Linked DNA regions of Homo sapiens: region 1 is linked to region 2. The links are chromatin loops, found by intact Hi-C in ENCODE. Cell type or tissue: heart right ventricle. All regions are shown on one strand.

Region 1 (8,000 bases), 170 kb before region 2:
TGAGGAATTGGCATACTGTCTTCCACAATAACTGAACTAATTTACATTCCCACCAACAGTGTAAACACATTCCTATTTCTCTATAGCCTCACCAGCATCTATGGTTTCCTGACTTTTTAAATAATCTCCATTCTGACTGTCACAAGATGGTATCTCATTGTGGTTTTGATTTGCATTTCTCTGATGATCAGTGATGTTGAGCTTTTTATCATATATTTGTTGGCCACATAAATGTCTTCTTTTGAGAAGTGTCTGTTCATATCCTTTGCCAACTTTTTGATGGGGTTGTTTGTTTTTATTCTCGTAAATTTGTTTAAGTTCCTTGTAAATTCTGGATATTAGACCTTTGTCAGATGGGTAGATTGCAAAAATTTTCTCCCATTCTGTAGGTTGCCTTTTCACTCTGATGATAGTTTTATTTGCTGTGCAGAAGCTCTTTAGTTTAATTAGCTAACATTTGTCTATTTTGGCTTTTGTTGCAATTGCTTTTGGCATTTTTGTCATGAAGTCTTTGCCCATGCCTATGTCCTGAGTGGTATTGCCTTGCCTAGGTTTTCTTCTAGAGTTTTTATGGTTTTGGGTTTTACACTTAAGTCTTTAATCCATCTTGAGTTAATTTTTGTATAAGGTGTAAGGAAGCGGCCCAGTTTCAGTTCTCTGCATGTGGCTAGCCAGTTTTCCCAGCACCATTTACTGAAGAGGAGATCCTTTCCCCATTTCTTGTTTTTGTCAGGTTTGTCTAAGATCAGATGGTTGTAGATATGTGGTGTTATTTCTGAGGTCTCTGTTCTGCTCTATTGGTCTATATATCTGTTTTGTACCAGTACCAGGCTGTTTTGGTTACAGTACCCTTATAATATAGTTTGAAATCAGGTAGCCTGATGCCTCCAGCTTTGCTATTTTTGCTTAGGATTGTCTTGGCTATCTGGGGTCTTCTTTGATTCCATATGAAATTTAAAATAGTTTTTTTCTAATTCTGTGAAGAATGTCTATGGTAGTTTGATGGGAATAGCATTTAATGTATAAATTACTTCGGGCAGTGTGGCCATTTTCACGATATTGATTCTTCCTATCCATGAGTGTGGAATATTTTTCCATTTGTTTGTGTCCTCTCTTATTTCCTGGAGCAGTAGTTTGCAGTTCTCTTTGAAGAGGTCCTTCACATCCCTTGTTAGCTGTATTCCTAGGTATTTTATTCTCTTTGTGGTGACTGAATGGGAGTTCATTCATGATTTGGCTCTCTGCTTGTCTATTGTTGGCATAAAGGGATGCTTGTGATTTTTGCACGTTGATTTTGTATCCTGAGACTTTGCTGAAGTAGCTTGTCAGTTTAAGGAGTTTTTGGCCTGAGATGGTGAGGTTTTCTAAATATAAAATCATGTCATCTGCAAACAGAGACTATTTGACTTCCTCTCTTCCTATTTGAATTCCCTTTATTTCTTTCTCTTGCCTGATTGCCCTGGCCAAAACTTCCAATACTATGTTGACTAGCAGTGGTGAGAGAGGGAATCCTAGTCTCGTACCAGTTTTCAAAGGAAATGCTTCCAGCTTTTGCCCATTCAATATGATATTGGCTGTGGGTTTATCATTAATAGTTCTTATTAATTTGAGATATGTTCCATCAATACCTAGTTTACTGAGAGTTTTAACATGAAGGGATGTTGAATTTTGTCAAAGGCCTTTTATGCATCTATTGAGATAATCATGTAGTTTTTGTCTTTGGTTCTGTTTATGTGATGGATTACATTTATCGATTTGCATTTGTTGAACCAGCCTTGCATCCCAGGAATGAAGTCAAGTTGATCATGTTGAATAAATTTTTTGATGTGCTGCTGGATTTGGTTTGCCAGTATTTTATTGAGGATTTTCACACCAATGTTCATCAGGAATATTGGCCTGAAGTTTTCTTTTTTTAATTATGTTTCTTCCTGGTTTTGGTATCAGGATGATGTTGTCTTCATAAAATGAGTTAGGGAGGAGTCCTTCCTTTTTTATTGTTTTGAATAGTTTCAGAAGGAATTGTACCAGCTCCTTTTTGTGTTTCTGGTAGAATTCAGCTGTGAATCCATCTGGTCCTGGGCTTTTATTGGTTGGTGGGCTATTAATTAGTGCCTCAATTTCAGAACTTGCTATTGTTCTGTTCAGGGATTCAACTTCTTCCTGATTCAGTCTTGGGAGCCTGTATGTGTCCAAGAATTTATCTATTTTTTCTGTATTTTCTAGTGTATTTGTGAAGAGGTGTTTTTAGTATTCTCTAACAGTATTTTGTATTTCTATGGGGTCACTGTGATATCCCCTTTATAATTTTTTATTGTGTCTAATGGGTTATTCTCTCTTTTCTTCCTTATTAGTCTAGCTAGTGGTCTATTTTGTTAATTTTTTCAAAAAAAAACAGCTCCTGGATTCATTGATTTTTTTTCAAGGGTTTTTCATGTCTCTATCTCCTTTAATTCTTCTCTGGTCTCAGTGTCTCAGTTATTTCTTGTCTTCTGCTGGCTTTTGGATTCATTTTCTCTTGCCTTTCTAGCTCTTTTAATTGTGATGTTAGAATGTCAATTTGAGATCTTTCTAGCTTTCCGATGTGGGCATTTAGTGCTATAAATTTCTTTCTTACACTGCTTTAGCTGTGTCCCAGAAATTCTGGTATGTTGTGTCTTTGTTCTCCTTGGTTTCAAATAACTTCTTGATTTCTGTCTCAATTTCCTTATTTACCCAGGAATCATTCAGGAGCAGATTGTTTAATTTTCATGTAATTGTGTGGTTTTGAGTGAGTTTCTTAATCTTCAGTTCTAATTTGATTGAGCTGTGTGGTCTGAGAGACTGTTTGTTATTATTTCCATTCTTTTGCATTTGCTGAGGAGTGTTTTACTTCCAATTATGTGGTCAATTTTAGAATACGTGCCATGTGGCACTGAGAAGAATGTATATTCTGTTGATTTGGGGTAGAGAGTTTTGTAGATGTCTACCAGGTCCACTTGATCTGGAGCTGAGTTCAAGTTGTGAATATCCTTGTCAATTTTCTGTCTCATTGATCTGTCTAATACTGACAGTGGAGTATTAAAGTCTCCTCCTATTGTGTGTGGGAGTCTAAGTCTCTTTGTAGGTCTCTAAGAACTAGTTTTATGAATCTGGGTGCTCCTGCATTGGGTGCATATATATTTAGAATAGTTAGCTCTTCTTGTTGAATTGTTCCCTGTACCATTATGTAATGCCCTTGTTTGCCATTTTCGAACTTTGTTGGTTTAAAGTCTGTTTTGTCAGGGCTAGGATTGCAACCCCTGCTTTTTTTTTTGCTTTCCGTTTGCTTGGTAAAATTTCCTCCATCCTTTTATTTTGAGCCTATATGTGTCTTCGCAGGTGAGATAGGTCTCCTGAATACAGCACACCAATGGGTCTTTACTCTTTATCTAATTTGCCAGTCTGTGTCTTTTAATTGGGGCATTTAGCCCATTTACATTTAAGTTTAGTATTGTTATGTGTGAATTTGATCCTGTCATCATGCTGCTATTTGGTTATTTTGCACACTAGTTGATGCAGTTTTTTCATAGTGTCATTGGTCTTTATATTTTATATTTTGGTGTGTTTCTTCAGTGGCTGGTACAGGTTTTTGTTTTCCATATTTAGTGCTTCATTTAGGAGTTCTTGCAGGGCAAGCTTGGTGGTAATGAAATCCCTTGGCATTTGCTTGTCTGAAAAGGATTTTATTTCTCCTTTGCTTATGAAGCTTAGTTTGGCTGGATATGAAATTCTAGGTTGAAAATTTTTTTCTTTAAGAATGTTGAATATTGGCCCCCAATCTCTTCTGGCTTGTAGAGTTTCTGCTGAGAGGTCCACTGTTAGTCTGATGGGCTTCCCTCTGTAGGTGACCTGGCCTTTCTCTCTGGCTGCCCTTAACAATTTTTCTTTCATTTCAACCTTGGAGAATCTGATGATTATGTGTCTTGGGGTTGATTTTCTCGTGGAGTATCTTAGTGGTGTTCTCTGCATTTCTTGAATTTGCATGTTTGCTTGTCTTTCTAGGTTGGGGAATTCTCCTGGATAATATCCTAAAGTGTGTTTTCCAGCTTGTTTCCATTCTCCTTGTCTCCTTCTGGTACTCCAATCAATTGTAGGTTCAGTCTTTTTATGAAGTCCCATATTTCTTGAAGACTTTATTCATTCCTTTTCATTATTTTTTCTCTAGTCTTGAATTGCATGACTTATTTTAGCAAGGTGGTCTTCAAAGTCTGATATCCTTTCTTCTGCTTGGTCGATTTGGCTACTGATACTTGTGTATGCTTCACGAAGTTCTCATGCTGTGTTTTTCAGCTCCATCAGGTCATTTATGTGTCTCTCTAAACTGGTTATTCTAGTTAGCAATTCTTCTAACTTTTATCAAGGTTCTTAGCTTCTTTGCATTGGGTTAGAACATGCTCCTTTAGCTTAGCATAGTTTTTTATTACCCATCTTCTGAAGCCTACTTCTGTCAATTCACCCACCTGATCCTTCATCCTGTTCTGTGCGTTTGATGGAGAGATGTTGCAATCATTTGGAGGAGAAGAGGCATCCTGGCCTTTTGGGTTTTCAGCATTTTTTCCTTGATTCTTTCTCATCTTCATGAGTTTGTCCAGTTTTGGCCTTCGAGGCTGCTGATCCTTGGATGGAGGTTTTGTGGGGGCTTTGTTGTTGTTGTTGATGCTATTGTTGTTTTCCACTTGTTTGTTTTTCTTTCAATGGTCAGGTCCCTCTTTTTTGGGCTGCTGCAGTTTGCTGGGAGTTCACTTCAGGCCCTATTCATCTGATTCGCTCCCGTGTGTGGAGATATCACTCAAGGAGGCTGGAGAACAGCAAAGATGGGTGCCTGCTCCTTCTTCTGGGACTTCTGACCTTGAGGGTTACCAACCTGATGTCAGTAAGATTGTGCCTGTGTAGGGTCTCTGACAACCCCTGTTGGAAGGTCTCACCCAGTTGGGTGGCACAGGGAATAGGACCAATTTAATGAAGCACATTGTCCCTTGGTGGTGGCAATGTGCCTTGCTAGGGGAAAACCCACTCCTCTGGGCTACCTGGAATCCTCAGAACTACCAGGAGGAAAGGCTAAGTCTGCTAGGCTGCTGAGACTGAGGCCACCCTTCCCCATAGGGGCTCAGGCCCAGGGAGATCTGGGTTCTGTCCCTGAGCCTCTGGCTGGAGTTTCTGGAGTTCCTGCAGGGAAGAACCACCCAATGAGGAAGGATGGGTCAGGGTCAGGCCTGAAGAGGCACTCTGGCTGCAGACTGCCACAGCTGGTATGTTGGGCTGTGGGGGACAAGTCTTGGGACCAAGCAGTCCAGCCTCCCTGCATACAGCAGGGGAAATGCATAGCTTGAATCTATAGAGATGGATAACACCTTTTCCCCACCCAGGGAGCTTAGCATGTTAGGCAGTTGTGAGTCCCAGTGCTGTAAAAAGCACAGTTTCCCTGGCTGGGTAGCACACTCATGGCCTTCCTTGGCTGGGGAGAGGGGGTCCCCTGCCTCATGTGGCTCTCAGGTGGAGAGCTGCACCACACTGCACCACACTGTTCTTCCTTTTCTCCATGGAGTCATGCCAGCCTCCTAGTGAGTTCTGATGAGAGAACCTGAATACCTTGATTGCCAGTGAAGGTTTCACATGCTTATTATGTTTTTTTGTGATAGATCCTCCAAACACACTGTTTTTAGTCAGCCATCTTGGCCCTGCCCCCTTGAAGTCTATTTTATCTTATATTTGTGTAGTCACAAATGTGACTATCTTTTATTATCCTTTCACTTTCATCCTGTGTGTCTTTAGATCTAAAGTGAGTCCCTTGTAGATAGCATAAAAGTGGAATTTTTTTTGTTTTTATTCACTCAGCCAATCTATCTTTTTTTTTTTTTTTTAATAGACAGGGTCAGGGTCTTGCTGAGTCACCCAGGCTGGAGTGCAGTGGTACAAACATAATTCATTACAGCCTCAAACTCCTAGGCTCAAGTGATTCTCCTGCCTTAGCTACCCAAATATCTGGGACTACAGGTGCATGCCATCATGCCAGCTAAGTTTGAGAAAATTTTTTAGAGACTGGGTTTCAGGCTGGTCTTGATCTCCTGGCCTAAAGTGATCCTTGCATCTCGATCTTCCAAAGTGTGGGGATTATAGGTGGAAGCCACTGTGCTTGGTCCAATCTATGCCTTTTAATAGGGAAGTGTAATCCATTTGTACTTAAGGTAATTGCTGATAGGAAAAGGCTTATTATTGCCATTTTGTTCATTGTTTTCTGTTATTCCATGGGATTTTGTCCCTTCTTTTCTCTATTGCTGCCTTCCTTTGTGTCTTATTGATTTTTCTATAGTGATTTTTATTTCCTTTCCATTTCCATTTAAGTTTGGCTATGATTGCAATTACATAAAACACTTTAAATTATAGCATTCCATCTTAAACTTATAACAAATTAACTTTAATTACATACAAAACTTCTATCTCTTTACAGCTCCGCTCTTCCAATTTATGTTACCATTTTTACAAATTACATTTCTATATACTGTGTACCCATTAACATACAATTGTAGTTTTTAAAATGCTTTTGTCATTTAAATTATTTGTATCAAAATTGCAATAGTACAGGTTACTATATTTGTTCATGATTTTATCTTTATGGGAGAACCTTATATTTTCCTACAGCTTTGTGTTATTGTCTACCGTTTTTTGTTTGTTTGTTTGTTTCAACTTGATTTAGTTGCTTCACCATTTCTTGCAGAGCATGTCTAGTGGTAATATCTGTCAGGTTTTGTTTCTCTGCAGAAAATCTTGATTTATCTTTCAATTTTGAAGGATTATTTAGCTGGATACAGTAATCTTGGTCAACAATTGTTGTTTGCCCCAGTACTTTAAAAATATCATCCCACTGTCTTTTAGCCTGCAAAGTTTCTGCTGAGAAATCCACAGAGAGTCGTATTGAGATTCCCTTGTATGTGACAAATCATTTTTCTCTTGCTGTTTTCAAGATTCTCTCTTTTGCCTTTGATTTTAGACTGTTTTATTTCACTGACAGTTCATTTCTTTCCTCAGATTTGGGAAGTTTTTAGTCATTGTTTCTTTAAATACTGTATCTCACCCTTTACTCCCTCTTCTAATTCTAGGATTCCCGTAATGTGTATATTGGCCCCGTTGATAGTAACTCATAAGTCCCAAGGCTCTTTTTTCTTTTCTTCATTCTTTTTTCTTTATGTGCCTCTAATTTGATGATTTCAAATGACCTATTTTCAAGTTAACTGATTCTTCTGCTTTATCAAATCTGCTGCTGAAATTTTCTAATAAATTTTTCAGTTCAATTTCTGTATTTTTCAGCTCCAGAATATTTGCTTGGAGCTTTGTAATAGCTTCTGTCTCTTTGTTGATATTCTCATTTTGTTCATGCAGTTTTCCTGTTTCCATTTAGTTGTCTATCTGTGATCTTCTTTTTTAAAGTTCATTGAATGTCTTGAATATCTCTATGATGACTATTTCAAATTCTTTATGAGGCAGCTCATAGATCTGTATTTCTTAGGGTTGGTTTCTTAGGTTTTATTTTGTTCCTTTGTGTGGTCAAATTTCTTCTTTCTTTGTATGTATTGTAATTTTTTCCTGGGATTTGCTCATTTGAAAAATGACCACCAGTCCCAGTCTTTGCATACTGACCTTGTGCAAAGAAAGATTTTCACCAGTTGGGCTAACTGGAGGTTCTAATCCTCTCAAACTTTTTATGATTTTTTGCTCACCCTGGCATTTGCCTGCAGAACTGCAGCATGTTACTTACTTCTGTTTTCAGTGGCTTTTATACTCTGACACTGGTTGCATCTGAGTCAGGTGAGATAGAAACCAGTCTCTTGGCTAGAGATATGGTTTGGATTTGTGTTCCTGCCCAAATCTCATGTCCAATTGTAGTCCCCAGTGTTGGAGGTGGGGCCTGGTGGGAGGTGATTGAATTATGGGTGGATTTCCACCTTTGATCCTGTTCTCAGGATAGAGTTCTCATGAGATCTGAT
Region 2 (8,000 bases):
AAGACAAAGTAAGTCCCTTCTGCTTATGAGCCTATAAAATCAAAAACAAGTTAGTTACTTCCAACATACAATGGGGGTACAGGCATTGGGAAAATACTGTCATTCCAAAAGGGAGAAATTGGCCAAAATAAAGGGCCAAAGGCCCCATGCAAGTCTGAAATCCAGCAGTACAGTCATTAAATCTTAAAGCTCCAAAATAATCTCCTTTGACTTCATGTCTCACATCCAGGGCATGCTGATGCAAGCAGAGAGCTCCCAAGGCCTTGGGCAGCTCCACCCCTTTGGCTGTGTATGGTAGAGCCCCCCCCCAGCTGCTTTCACAGGTTGGCATTTAGTGTCTGCAGCTTTTCCAGGCACACAGTGCAAGCTGTCGGTGGATCTACCATTCTGGGGTCTGGAGGATGGTGGCCTTCTTCTTATAGCTCCACTAGGCAGTGCCCCAGTGGGGACTCTGTGTGGGGACTCCAACCCCACATTTCCACTCTGCACTGCCCTAGCAGAAGTTCTCCGTGAGGTCTGCACCCCTGCAGCAGACATCTGCCTGAACATCCAGGCATTTCCATAGATCCTCTGGAATCTAGATGGAGGTTCCCAAATCTCAACTCTTGCCTTCTGCATATCTACAACCCCAACACCAAATGAAAGCCACCAATGCTTGGGACTTCCACACTCTGAAGCCATGGCCAGAGCTGTACCTTGGCCCCTTTTAGCTATGGCTGGAGCTGGAGCAGCTGGAATGCATAGCATCATGTTCCAAGGCTAACAGAGCAGCTGGGCCCTGGGCCTGGTCCAGGAAACCATTGTTTCTTCCTGGGCATCCAGGCCTGTGATGGGAGGGGCTTCCATGAAGGTCTCTGAAATGCCCGGGAGACATTTTCCCCATTGCCTTGGCTATTAACATTCAGCTCTTTTTTACTTATGCAAATTTCTGCAGCCAACTTGAATTTCTCACCAGAAAATGGGTTCTTCTTTTCTACCACATAGCCAGGCAACAAATTTTCCAAACTTTTATACTGTGCTTTTCTTTTAAATATAAATTCCAATTTTAGACCATTTCTTTGCTTACACATACAAGCATACACTTTTAAAAACAGCTAGGTCACATCTTGCATGCTTTGGGGCTTAGAAATTTCTTCTGCCAGATACCCTAGGTCATCTCTTTCAAGTTCAAAGTTTCACAGAAGTCTATGGCAGGGGCAAAATGCCACCACTCTCTTTGCTAAAGCATAGCAAGAGTGACCTTTACTCCAGTTCCCAATAACTTCCTCATCTCCATCTGAGACCACCTCAGCTGGGACTTCATTGTCCTTATCACTATCAGCATTTTGGTCAAAACCATTCAACAAGTCTCTAGGAAGTTCCAAACTTTCCCACATCTTCCTCTCTTCTTCTGAGTTCTCCAAACTGTTCCAACCTCTACCCGTTACCCAGTTTCAAAATCACTTCCACATTTTCAGGTATCTTTATAGCAGTGCCCCACTTCCAGTACCAATTTTCAGTATTAGTCTTTTCTCACACTGCTATAAAGAACTAAGACTGGGTAATTTATGAAGAAAAGAGATTTAGTTGACTCACAGTTCCATAGTTTTAACAGGATGCATGACTGAGAGGCCTCAGGAAACTTACAATCATGATGGAAGGTGAAGGGGAAGCAAGCATGTCTTACCATGGCAGAGCAGGAAAGAGAGAGAACAAAGAGGGAAGTGTCACACACTTTCAAACAACTAGATCTCATAAGAACTCACTCACTATCATGAGAACCACAATGGAGAAGTCCACTCCCACAATCCAATCACCTCCCACCAAGGCCCTCCTCCAAATCAACATGAGATTTTGGCAGGGACACAAATCCAAACTATATCAAGGACAAAACTGATTTTTCTCCTTTCCTCATGTACGTATGTGGCTTTCAGCCCCTTTATCCTCTAGCCTTAGGGGCTTTAGCTGTCATGAATCCCTCTCATAATTCTCTTTTGCTCAACTGATTGCTAAAAAAAAAAAATTATGAACACCAAGATGCGAACAAATCCAAACAAAATACTTCTGTGGGTCAGCTAAAGCACAGACTAAAGTAAGGACTCCTCTTGTCCAGAACCCAGTGAGCTACTGGCCTTACCAGAAATTGAGTCTTATTATAAACCTTATGATAAACAGCATTTAAGTCAATATGGTATTGCTGAAATGATGGAACTAAACCCACAACCCAGATCCAGATATTTATAAAACTTTATATTTGACAGAGAACTCACTAAAAATTGTCCTGGGATAATAGTCTATTCCCACAGGAGGAAAGAAAATGATACTGCATCTCTTCTTTGCATCATAAAAAGTAAAAATTCAGGTGAGCTAAAGACAAATGTGAAAGAAAAATTCTCTTTTTCTTATCATTCATTGATTTATTTTTGGAACTTAAAAACCTCTCATAAAAGTATACTGCACTACCCTGTTGATTTTATTACTTTCCTCTTACTTCTTTCTAGGTTCTACATTTTTATCTATTGTCATCTTGTTCATAAATTCTCTGCCTCATAAGAGAAAGGACTACATCTATTTAATTCACCTCTGTGTATTCACTACATAATATACTGCTTAATAAACTATATATTTGTTGAATGCTTGAATTGCAAGGAACCCTCCTTATAGGAGAACATGTTTTAAGGACCACTAGTGTTAACTATTTAATGGTAATACTTAAATATAGAAAAAAACTAAATCAGAGAATACAGCTTGTAAAACTATATAATCATAGCATACATATGAATTAAATTCAAAAATTGCAAAAATAATACAATTGAAACTAATAGAATGAATTACATGTGATGGATGATGTTATCTTGAAATTAAACCATCAATGTTGGATTTAATAGTAGAAATATTGGTTATTTTGATTTCGAGCATAAGGTATCATTTCTGAGTCATTATTGTTATATATCTTTTTCACAACTGTAGTGAGTTTACTTTATACAATATGACTGAAATAGACCTAAATGGCAATCTTTCATTTCATAAATTGAACTCAGTTTTTTTTAGAGTCCAGATTTGCACCAATGGCAATAGTAATATCTCTGAGTATTTAGTACAGATAAGGCACTATGGTAATTCCTTGCATTGATTCATTTAGCTCACTATATTAGCTGATTTAACTTTTTTTTTTTTTTTGAGACGGAATCTCGCTCTGTCACCCTCGCTCTGTCACCAGGCTGGAGTGCAGTGGCATGATCTCAGCTCACTGCAATCTTCGTGTCCCAGGTTTAAGCGATTCTCCTGCCTCAGCCTCCCGAGGAGCTGGGACTACAGGCGCGTGCCACCATACCTAGCTAATTTTTGTATTTTTTAGTAGAGACAGGGTTTCACCATGTTGGCCAGGATGGTCTCAATCTGTTGACCTCGTGATCTGCCCACCTCAGCCTCCAAAGTGCTGGGATTACAGGTGTGAGCCACCGTGCCCGGCCTTAACTTGTTTTATTAACACCATAAAGCAGAAAATAATTACTCTTGTCCCCTCAAAGCAACTCAGTCACTTCCAGTTTGACAACAGATATATGTTGAGTCTGTGCTCAGTTAATTTAGGATTTATATTCGGTCAGTTCAATGATCCATACTCAAATCCATTGCTGCTAAGATTGCCTGTCCCTCCCTCCTCATCCTCAGGATGATGTTTGGATTCATGGGGCATTTATATAACAGCCTGGGGAGGATGAAGCTGGGAGCTTGTCCTACTCAGTTTCCAGCCTGGTTTTGACCTGGTCCATTCACTGCCAGGATTCCTGGACTGGTCTCAGCTTCTGCCCTGCCTGACCCCAGAAGATCAACCTGATAGATCAGATTGAAGGGTTGGCTTGGGCAAGGATTCGGTCCTTTAGCCTCTGAGTTTCTAAGGCCATCCCTGGAGAATGGGCTGTGGGATCCTTGGTGGGATTCATGACCAGGCTGTGGGCTTGTTTCAGGTATTATTTTTAAGTATTTAGATACATGGTAAGTGAGTTTTCACTTGTACTTCATAAATGGTGAGAGCAGGCATGAGAAGAAAAAAATAAAATGTGTTCTTTTTTATCAGTATCTTGGCTATTTTCAGCCCTTGCTCTCATCTCATCTGTTCTAGCCTCAGTGCTCTACTGCCTCCTGGTTGTTTTTTGTTTTTTCACTTTATTCTTGCTTTCTTGATATTTTTCTTTTTGTGCCAATACAGACATGTTTCTTTTATAAAATGGTATTTTAAAATATTTTATCTAGGCTTATTTATACATTATGCATTGGAAGAGTCATTCAGTATCCAGCCATCACGCCAGAAACAGTAGGTCACCGTCCTAAGTATTATAATAAACATTATAATAACTTCATCATTTCAAAGGAGCTCAAAAATACTCATTCTAATCAGAATTATATCAGATATCTATTGCTGCCTAGCAAGCTACACCAAAATACAGTGGGTTAAAACTAAAGCTATGCACTCTTTCACAGGATTCTGTGGTTTGGCTGAGTGGCCCATCTGCAGGCTCATCCAGGCTCACCTGAGAAACTTCATTCATTTGGGGGGTCTACTAGTGCAACCTAACCCTGGGTACCCCAATTTGCAGTGTTTCTTGGGCCACATATTATTGGCCAAAGAAAGTCTAAGGCCAGCCCCTATTCAGCAGAGTAGAGAAATACTCTCTACCTTTTGAGAGAAGAGCCTTACAAAGTGCCATGGATAGAGTAAAACATAAATCACATTTAGCAAATAAAAATACAGGAAACATGGTTACATCTGAATTTTAGAAAAATAGAAACTTTTTGAGTGTAAATATATCCCAAATATTGCATAGGGCATATATATAATTTTTAAAAATTCACTCTTTATCTAACTCCAAATTTAACTGGCTGTCCTGTATTTTATCTTGAATATCTAGTGGCTTGTTTATTATTATTATCAAGCTGGTTTACCACACACTGGCTTTTAACCTGTCCATAAAACAGTCATAGCTTGATTTAGGAAACCTCAATCAATAAGTATGCACCAATTCATTTATATTTATTCTCATTCTCACATCTCTTCCTAGTACTCTGAGAGAATAAAGAACTATTCAGTCACAGAGTGTTGGTTTCATTGTTGCTGTGGAAAATGGATATTTTCAGGGATTCTTCCGGTTTATATCTGAGGACCTTGTCTCTTGGATCTCACCTTCCAGGCTACAGGACACAACTGTTCAGACGTCACTCATGAATGGAAAACCATAGTGCCATTGACAGACAGCAGAGCTCAGAAGTCCATCAGACAAAAAAACTTAAAATAGAGCAGAGCAGCCTGCTAGGAACACATAATAGATTTTATGATATTTCTTTTCCTTTTTTTTTTTTTTTTTAGATGTAGTCTCACTCTGTCACACAGGCTGGAGAGCAGTGGCATGATCTCGGCTCACTGCAATCTCCACCTCCCGGGTTAAAGCAATCCTCCTGCCTCAGCCTCCCAAGTAGCTGGGATTACAGGTGCCCACCATTATGCCTGGCTAATTTTTTGTATTTTTAGTAGAGACAGGGCTTCACCATATTGGTCAAGCTGGTCTTGAACTCCTGACCTCAGGTGATCCACCTGCCTCGGCCTCCCAAAGTGCTGGGATTACAGGCGTGAGCCACCACACCCGGACCAATTTTATGATATTTCTAAAGAAACCTTGTTCTGGCAAGAAGAGTACTAATATTTATTTGTATGTCTAATTTATGTACCTGTGACTTTTAGTCATGGTATTACTGAATTTCCTTCGGGTGCATATCCGCAACTAGGCTTGGAATACATAAGACTTTTTTCCTTAAGGAATACTATTTAATAGATGAGAAAAACATGATGAACACAAATACAAATATAGTATATAAAGACAAGAGCAGATAAATCATTTTTCCAAAAGCCGAAGAAAAAGAGTGGCTAATATCCAAAAAAGCTTTAGTTGAGTAGGAAGACCAGAAACTGAGATTTAATGGCAGGGATGATGTGACAGGCTGAGCAGGGAGAAGAAAACTGTGGCAGAGATAACTGTTTTTTCTCCAGGATCCAGTCTCCCCTCTTCCCTTTGTTATAAAACTCTCAGGCTTAGCTGGGTATGTGGCCACCTGGAGTCAAGACTACACTTCCCGGACTCCATTTCTTCCAGGTATGGGCCTGTGCTTAAGTTTTAGCTGATAGAATGTAAATGAAAACATTGTGTGCCATTTTCTAGAAATGTCCTTAGTGAGAGTGGCCTGCCTTTTCTCTACCCTTCCTGCCCCTTGCTGGCTGGAATGCTGACAAAGGGGCAACAGCAAGAAGAGTTTTCTTGAAATTTGGGATAGAAATTATGTGCTGAGGGTGGTGGAGCAGCCAGACCAAAGGAGCCTTAGTCTCTGACACCATGCAGTGGCATCCGCACCTGAAATAAGTACCCTCAGATTTCATTTCCATAACAGAGAAATGAATGCCTATCCTGTTGAAGCCCTGCTTTGGGGATTTTCTACCAAGTGAAATAGCATCTACTCATAATAGACACGTAACTTAATGGCAAAATCAACTGCTTAATAGAAAATCAAAACTATGGATACCAAAATATATTTCCAAAGAAGTGATCATATAATGCAGTTAGAAGCTTGTTATTCCCTAGGGCCATGCAGGCAGGTTTCCAACTGAAGACCTGAGAGATGGGGAAAATATTTGAGACCAACTCTGAATGAGCCTGTCAATGAAGAGATTTATTTTCAAGGAAGAGGTCATAGGGTTACAAAAGAAAAATAAGGATCATTTCCATGAAACAGCTCCAGCCAACTCCTACCAAATCAGACTGAAAATAACTACAAGTCAAAGTTGCAATGAAATTAATGTAACTTCTAGCCATTTTCTCTTTGCCCTTAAATACTGCTGTAATTGAGTTGTAGAGTAAGTCAGCAAAACATCTACCATGGCAAATCATTTTCTTGAATATCAGTCTGCACAATGATAAGATAATTAAATTACTGTGTTATCAAACATAATTTCCAGGAAATTTAACTTTTTTCTTTTCCAACTGACAAAGCCCAAAATAAAAAATTGAGCATTAAATTGAGCATTACTTAGTAATTTGAAAAAAAATCCATTTTCTCCAAAAACAATTAATTTTCAGAAATTTCTATTACCATTATTAAGCCATTAATAGGCACTTCCTAATAATTGGATAAATACAGAATAGATATTTCTCACTTAATCTTTTTATTCTTTTCATTAATTGCTTTTAAAGTTGCATCAATCTATTAGACTGGTATTTTAAACTTTTTAGATAGTGTCTTTTTTTTTTTCTTCTTTAAATTTTACCTATACCTTTCCACAAGACAGTTGGGAACTTTCAGTTCAATAACACACTTTATGTTATGGATTTTATATTCAAGAAAGGTATATAAATATGTAGCAAATATGGAAAACTACATATATAAATATGTAGCAAATCTTGGAAACCTTTTAGGTGTGATGGCTGCTCAGGCAAACCATGGGGCAAGATTGGAAATAATAATGGTCTTCATACATCCTCCCATAGGCAGTGAACAAGGTTGGCCACATTGACTCTATTATGACTGAGACAGTGGCAAATTTTACTTGGTTCCCCAGAATCAGTGAAAAGAGATTTTTAAAACATATCCATAAAAGAAATATACTGTGGGTATTTGATTCAAATATTCCTATCTTAATATGTAGTATGGTATTAAAATCTGTTTGGTGTAATTTTTTTCAAAAGGAGAAAAGGCAAAATATTAAATAAAATAGACAAATAAAGGACCTTAAGGAGCTCAATTCTTTTTACAGTCTTTATATATTCGTTGATGTAATATCTTCTAGCTCAGCCACTATCTGTAATACAGCATCTCTGCTCTTTATTTGACCATTTCAACTCACTCAAATCACTCTTGTGTAAGAGTGTCGATAATGACTTCATCAAGAAATCCACCAGAAATGTATCAGTCCTTGTTTAACATGACCTTTTTATCTTTTTATTCTTTTCATTAATTGCTTTTAAAGTTGTATCAAT

What was found. A loop is a pair of places that touch in the nucleus more often than their neighbours do. Peaks named below come from ENCODE experiments on the same cell type or tissue, not always from the same donor. Only the 100,000 strongest peaks of a DNase experiment are listed, where the experiment ranks them.
Region 1: a loop joins it to region 2, with 2.1 times the contacts of the local background. A loop is called at or near these places in 2 of 110 quality-filtered maps.

What each region holds. Positions count from the first base shown.
Region 1 is chr4:124,070,209-124,078,208 of GRCh38, reverse strand. The region is part of intron 2 of LOC105377407 (a long non-coding RNA gene); the gene reads left to right. Among named protein-coding and RNA genes, the nearest start is that of LINC01091, 420 kb to the right of the region's middle. In heart right ventricle, no CTCF peak of the experiment used is centred here; no DNase peak of the experiment used is centred here.
Region 2 is chr4:123,897,825-123,905,824 of GRCh38, reverse strand. The region is part of intron 4 of LINC01091 (long intergenic non-protein coding RNA 1091); the gene reads right to left. Among named protein-coding and RNA genes, the nearest start is that of LINC01091, 250 kb to the right of the region's middle. In heart right ventricle, a CTCF peak has its summit at 4,115; no DNase peak of the experiment used is centred here; H3K27ac peaks cover 2,695 bases.